Linked DNA regions of Homo sapiens: region 1 is linked to region 2. The links are chromatin loops, found by intact Hi-C in ENCODE. Cell type or tissue: Caco-2. All regions are shown on one strand. Links, peaks and the distances in the headings refer to the core of each region. The heading gives the core; the rest is flanking DNA. Region 1 has its middle 33 kb from the start of LINC02311. Region 2 has its middle 2.3 kb from the start of LINC01467.

What was found. Peaks named below come from ENCODE experiments on the same cell type or tissue, not always from the same donor. Only the 100,000 strongest peaks of a DNase experiment are listed, where the experiment ranks them.
Region 1: a loop joins it to region 2, with 6 times the contacts of the local background. A loop is called at or near these places in 2 of 110 quality-filtered maps.

What each region holds. Positions count from the first base shown.
Region 1 is chr14:81,709,140-81,711,945 of GRCh38, forward strand. No RefSeq gene overlaps it. Among named protein-coding and RNA genes, the nearest start is that of LINC02311, 33 kb to the right of the region's middle. In Caco-2, for the core only: a CTCF peak has its summit at 1,285 (motif pointing right); no DNase peak of the experiment used is centred there.
Region 2 is chr14:81,623,947-81,626,752 of GRCh38, forward strand. No RefSeq gene overlaps it. Among named protein-coding and RNA genes, the nearest start is that of LINC01467, 2.3 kb to the left of the region's middle. In Caco-2, for the core only: a CTCF peak has its summit at 1,599 (motif pointing right); no DNase peak of the experiment used is centred there.

The DNA of each region.
Region 1 (2,806 bases), core at 157-2,656, 85 kb after region 2:
AAAAATAATAGTCTCCCAGACTAGCTAAGATGAAGAGTCTGGGCTGCTGACCAATTGGTTGCACAGACCAGAATTAGACGTGAGTGTTGGGAAAAGGTGAAGCTGCTGGTTTTGGATCATTGACAGGGATGGAAAATATATTTCCTGTTTAAAATGATGAGTTCAGATTGATTCTTTCAATGTAACAATTTCTATTTCTGTCCTCCTCTACTTTAAGTATGGATTTTCATTTTTCACTCAGACTCTCTATCATATTGAAAATTTGTTTGCAGTTTCATGTACATTAAAATATATTTAGTTCTTGTTCTGTAAGATAGTAAATCCAGTCATTCTCCAAAATCTTCTGCCATCTTCGTGAATCCCAAGTTATATTGTGATAGAGGGGTTCTTTCACCATGCCAGGTTGGGCTTTCTTCACTGTTGGAGAGAAGCCTGAATTCAGCAGTCTTCTCCAGCTGCTTTATTTCTGTCCAAGTGTGTGGGACAATGTCCTTGCACTTAGAGCCCCATTGACTTTCTGCAGACAGATACTCATATGAAAATGGGTAGGTTTCTGCTTAAGGACCTGAAATAAAACTATCGCCTCATTTCCTGGATGTAGGTCAATCGGCATTCCCTATTTTTATAAGAACTTTGGAATACCTACGTAGGAAAGTTACCATGGAAATGAAAAGTGCAAACGGCTAGTTATTAGTTTTTATTGCCCTGTGGAATGTCTAAGTAGAATGTTTTAAGAAGGAAACCAAAGAGGAGTCAGAGCCTTTGTCTCTTCATAAATTCTGGGAGTAAAACTGTTGTCCTTTTGAGAGTGACCACACAGTCTGAGACGCCTTGGAAAGATGTTCTGCAAGGCCATATGTACAATTCCTGCAACCAGTTGCCGCTACAGCTCCTTACACCAGTAGACCCAGTCTTCTGTCTCAAGAGTTTCAAAATGCCACACTCCCTCCAATTCTGATAATCAGTCCACAGCTTGCTCTAAATGTTTTCATTTTATGTCTGGAAGTTAATAGGAGCATGGTTTGTTACATACAAAACACATTTGGACTAATGAAAAATGGATAAGACCACCTGGTGGGCGTTCCCTTAATCTAGACCTGGGGCTCATTTCTGCCCCATTTATTCAAGGTTGGGGCAGAATTCTACTTGCCAAGTATAACAAGTGCAGTCATTTCTGTTTATTTTTTTCCAGCCTGTACATTTTCTGACTTCAGTCCAGGTGAATACAGATTTAAGAAAAGGCAAAACCAGAGTATGTGACTTGAAGGAAGCTTCACATTCATTCAGCTCTGCCATTAGGTGGCAGCAGTACAACATGGAAAACATTTAAGGCACTAATGGAGTAAAAATGGTGATGATCATATCGTGATGGTGAGGATGGTGATGATAGTGAGTGAGGCATATCTTCTTGGTTTTTATACACTGTCTTTATTCTAATACAATGTATTGCTGTTTCTCAATGATTCTCACAACACATGGAAGATGGAGAAGTTAATCTTTATATATATTTCTTGATGAGATTAATTAAGCTCAAAGTTGTCCAGTGACTTCCCTGATCCAGTCCTTGACTTTAGATCTTGGGATCCACCTCCAGCATTTCTATTCACCTGCACTTCTTTCCACAAGGCATTAATCCTTTTGCATGGATTTAAATTTGCCAATTATATTTCACCGTCTAGATAAAAGAACAAAGTAGAAGAAGGCATGAATGTGTAGGGTTAAAAAAAAGATCTGCTATGCCTAAAAAAGTGGAAGAAAAATGTTGTCTTAGGGTAACAACATCTGTGAACTTTTTGAGGCCAGATTGCCTAGTTTACTGAATACCAGACATTTGTAGTTTCAGAGTCTGTTCCTTCCATGTCATTTATGACATGTAGGAGTTCCTGTGTGACCTTCAGTCCACCTGAAATAACATTTGGTGGCCTACTGCAGGGGCTGGGGGTTGTAGGAGTGTACAATGCTTATACTGGCCAATGGATTTGCATAATGGAAGGAAAGAAGCAATGCATATAAGAGGGCAACAAGCCACCCTAAGGATAAGAACCACACTTCTCCCACATTTACTTTGCAGTCTGTGAGTGGGATGAAGTCTGAACCATATCCGGGTATCAGGTGTCTGGGCTTAAGGGAATTGGAAATAGAAAAAGTTATCTTTAGTTTCTGTTTTCATTCCTCACTTTGATTTTGGAGTCTTGAGTCCAAACCAGGAACTTTTTCCTCCTCTTGAGTAAAAGTCCAGTCCAAGATCTGTGTCATGAACTCGTAAAGGTAACCTCAGGGTACCTAGAAGCAGAACTTTTTCCAAGTTTATTGAGAGGTGCTATAGCACACACACAAGTGGGAATGAAACAGTTAAACTACAAAGGCTGAGGCACCACAGGTAGGTTAAGGCCTTTGGGCAACACATCATTTAGTAGTCAATGAAAGAACCTCAACTCAAAAGAACTTAAGCAAGAGGGAGAGTTTACGACCTACAGTGATTGCTTTCTTTGAACCACATTTCACATTTCTATTAAAAAAAAAAAAGCTACCCTAAGTGCCTGACTGGGGTGGCTTCATCTTGAAGGCTTTTGTCTTTCTCTCTCTTTCAGTTTTAGACACTGAAAGATAAAGTAGAGGGTTGATTGCTCCTAGTTTGCCCAGTCCGCACCCCGTGTGTGTATATAGGCAATGCTCATTTACAAGTCTGTCTTTCTTTGTCATTTTTGGTTTTATCTTTTTAAAAAAATGATTCATCTCATCATTAGACTTAAATAAATCTCTGCTTGTCATCCTCCAAATTCTTCAAAGTCATATTGAGAGGTGA
Region 2 (2,806 bases), core at 109-2,608:
GCGCAGCGCCGGTGGGCCAGCACTGCTGGGGGACCGGGCGCACCCTCCGCAGCTGCTGGCCTGGATGCTAAGCCCCTCACTGCCCGGGGCGGCAGGGCTGGCCGGCCGCTCCGAGTGCGGGGCCGCCAAGCCCACGCCCACCCGGAACTCTAGCTGGCCCGCAAGCGCCACGCGCAGCCCCGGTTCCCGCCCGTGCCTCTCCCTCCACACCTCCCCACAAGCCGAGGGAGCCAGCTCCGGCCTCGGCCAGCCCAGAGAAGGTCTCCCACGGTGCAGCGGCGGGCTGAAGGGCTCCTCAAGTGCGGCCAGAATGGGCGCCGAGGCCAAGGGGGCACCGAGAGCGAGCCAGGGCTGCGAGGGCCGCCATCACGCTGTCACCTCTCACAGGAGCGATATGGGAGAGGAGGAGGGGGAAAGCCAAAGGTAGGTCCTGATTTTTAGTTCTTCCATCTGGCAGCGTGGCTAACTTGGAGGAAATTCTGAAGTGGAACCCCAGCCCTAGAATGGTGAGGGAGAGGTTGCTGGGGAAAACGATGTGGAGGGCTTAATCAAGGGCAGAGGATACTCATTTTGGGATGTGAACATCCCTCTTCCTGCAGTAAGGCTCTCATCTCCTCTCTTTTGCAAGGTGACTCAATTAGACAACAGCCTGGTGGCTGTCCGTTCTGTCTCCAAGGAGAATACCAGGTGTGTTCCTTAATTTCAGTATTTGTTTATCTCCCCCTCCTCCTTTTTCAAAATCCATTCTGAGAGGTGTTTCTTCTCCATGATATCTCAGACTGAAGTCTTTTTGCCCTGATTTTATATTATTTTCTTCCAAGATCCCTTCATATTACACGGTTGTTCCACCAGGGTGGAAACTTTTCCATCCTCTGAACCTATAATGGTGTTTGGTACACAGTAGGGACTCAGATTTATTGAGTAAAAATTTGAATGCCAGCTTTTAAAAGAAACAGACTCTTAGGTGTCTCATTCTCGTTTGGTAAACACGCAGATAAAGGAGGAGGAGCAGCTAGAAAAGGGAACTAAGCTTTACCATGCTAAACCACGTGTTATTCACTTTTCCCAGAATGCCTCCTTTAGGGTTTATGGTACGTCCCATGAATGGGTATTATTATATCATCACACCATTTGGCAGATGAAGAAACAGAAGGCCAGAAAAGTTTCACTTGTCTTCAGTCACCCAGGCACTAAGCACAGAGCTGGGACGTGTACCTGGTATGTGAGGCTGAGCCACAGCTCCATCAGTTTAGGGTCACCAAGAGGATATTGATCTCAGTGTCAGGAGATTGAAATCTGCTGCAGATCTTATCACTAATTAGTGTTAGATTCTTGTTATGTAATATTTGAATATAGAGGTAATCATGGATTTCTACTAATTTCTTCTTCTTACTTGGCCTACATTAAGATTTCCTCTTAAATGTGACATTAGATCACATGGAGGGGTTCTTCTGAAGGCTGAGGATAACATAATGCAATTTTGTTTAATATCATTCCCATTCTGCACTGAATTTGTCTGAGTAAAATGCATGAATCTTAGATTTGAGAAATCGAGATCTAGGCTCTTTTGAGATACTTGTCATTCACTAGATGGCACTGTTGTATTAACTTTACTTATTTCCTAGCTCTGGTTTAAAACCTTCAAGAGTATATTTCCTGTGATACTGTAGTTGTCCAACTATCCAGACTTTCCAGGTGTTGGTACAAGGACAGTGTAGGGGACAAGCAGATATTGTGTATACATCTTTTTAGTATGGGTCCTAAGTCCTAGTTTAGATTTTAGGACTGTAGTAAAATGCAGTGGGCTCTCAGTATTTGCGGGTTCTGCATCCATGGATTCAACCAGCCAGGAATGGAAACTATTAAACGGTAGGGCACGATGGCTCATGCTTGTAATCCCAGCACTTTGAAAGGCTGAGGCAGGAGGATTGAGCTCAGGAGTTTGAGACCAGCCTAAGCAACATGGCAAAACGCTGTCTCTAGTAAAAATACAAAAATTAGCTGGGCATGGTGGTGGACACCTGTAATCCCAGCTTCTTGAGAGGCTGAGGCAGGAGAATCGCTTGAACCGGGTAGGCAGAGGTTGCAGTGAGCTGTTATTGCGCTGCTGCACTCCAGCTTGAGCAACAGAGCTCTGTCTCAAGAAAAAAAAGAAGAAAGAAAGAAAAAGAAAATATTAAACAACAACAACAGCAGCAAAAAACTAACAAAAATAATAATAAAACAAAAAATAATACAAGTGAAAAACAATACAGCCTGTTTACATAGCATTTACATTGCATTAGGTATTGTAAGTAATCTAGAAATGATTTAAAATATATAGCAGGAAATGTGTAGGTTATACGCAAATATGACACCATTTTATATCAGTGACTTGAGCATCCATGGATTTTTGTATTTTCTGGGGTCCTGAAACTAATCCCCCTCAGATACCAAGGAATGACTGCAGTAGTTTTTGGAGCAATACGTTAATAGCTGGATTCACTGACAGACTGAAAAATAATGTCTTGCTGGACATTACGAAGCAAAATAAAGTCTCACTGAGATATGGGAACTTTAGAGAAAAGGAATAAAAATATAGTTGCTTTAGCTCATAATCTATCTGGTCACTTCTGTAATCTCTGTTACAGACCCTCAAGACCATGTCACCGGGGCCAAGCATTTTCCTCTTTTAACTTATTTATGTGTTTGAGATCGTTAATGGAGGGTTTCTCAATCTTAGCACAATCAGTAATTTGGGTTAGGTAGTTCTAACCCAAACACAGGGATGGTCCTGTGTTTAGGATATTCAGCAGCATCCCTGGTC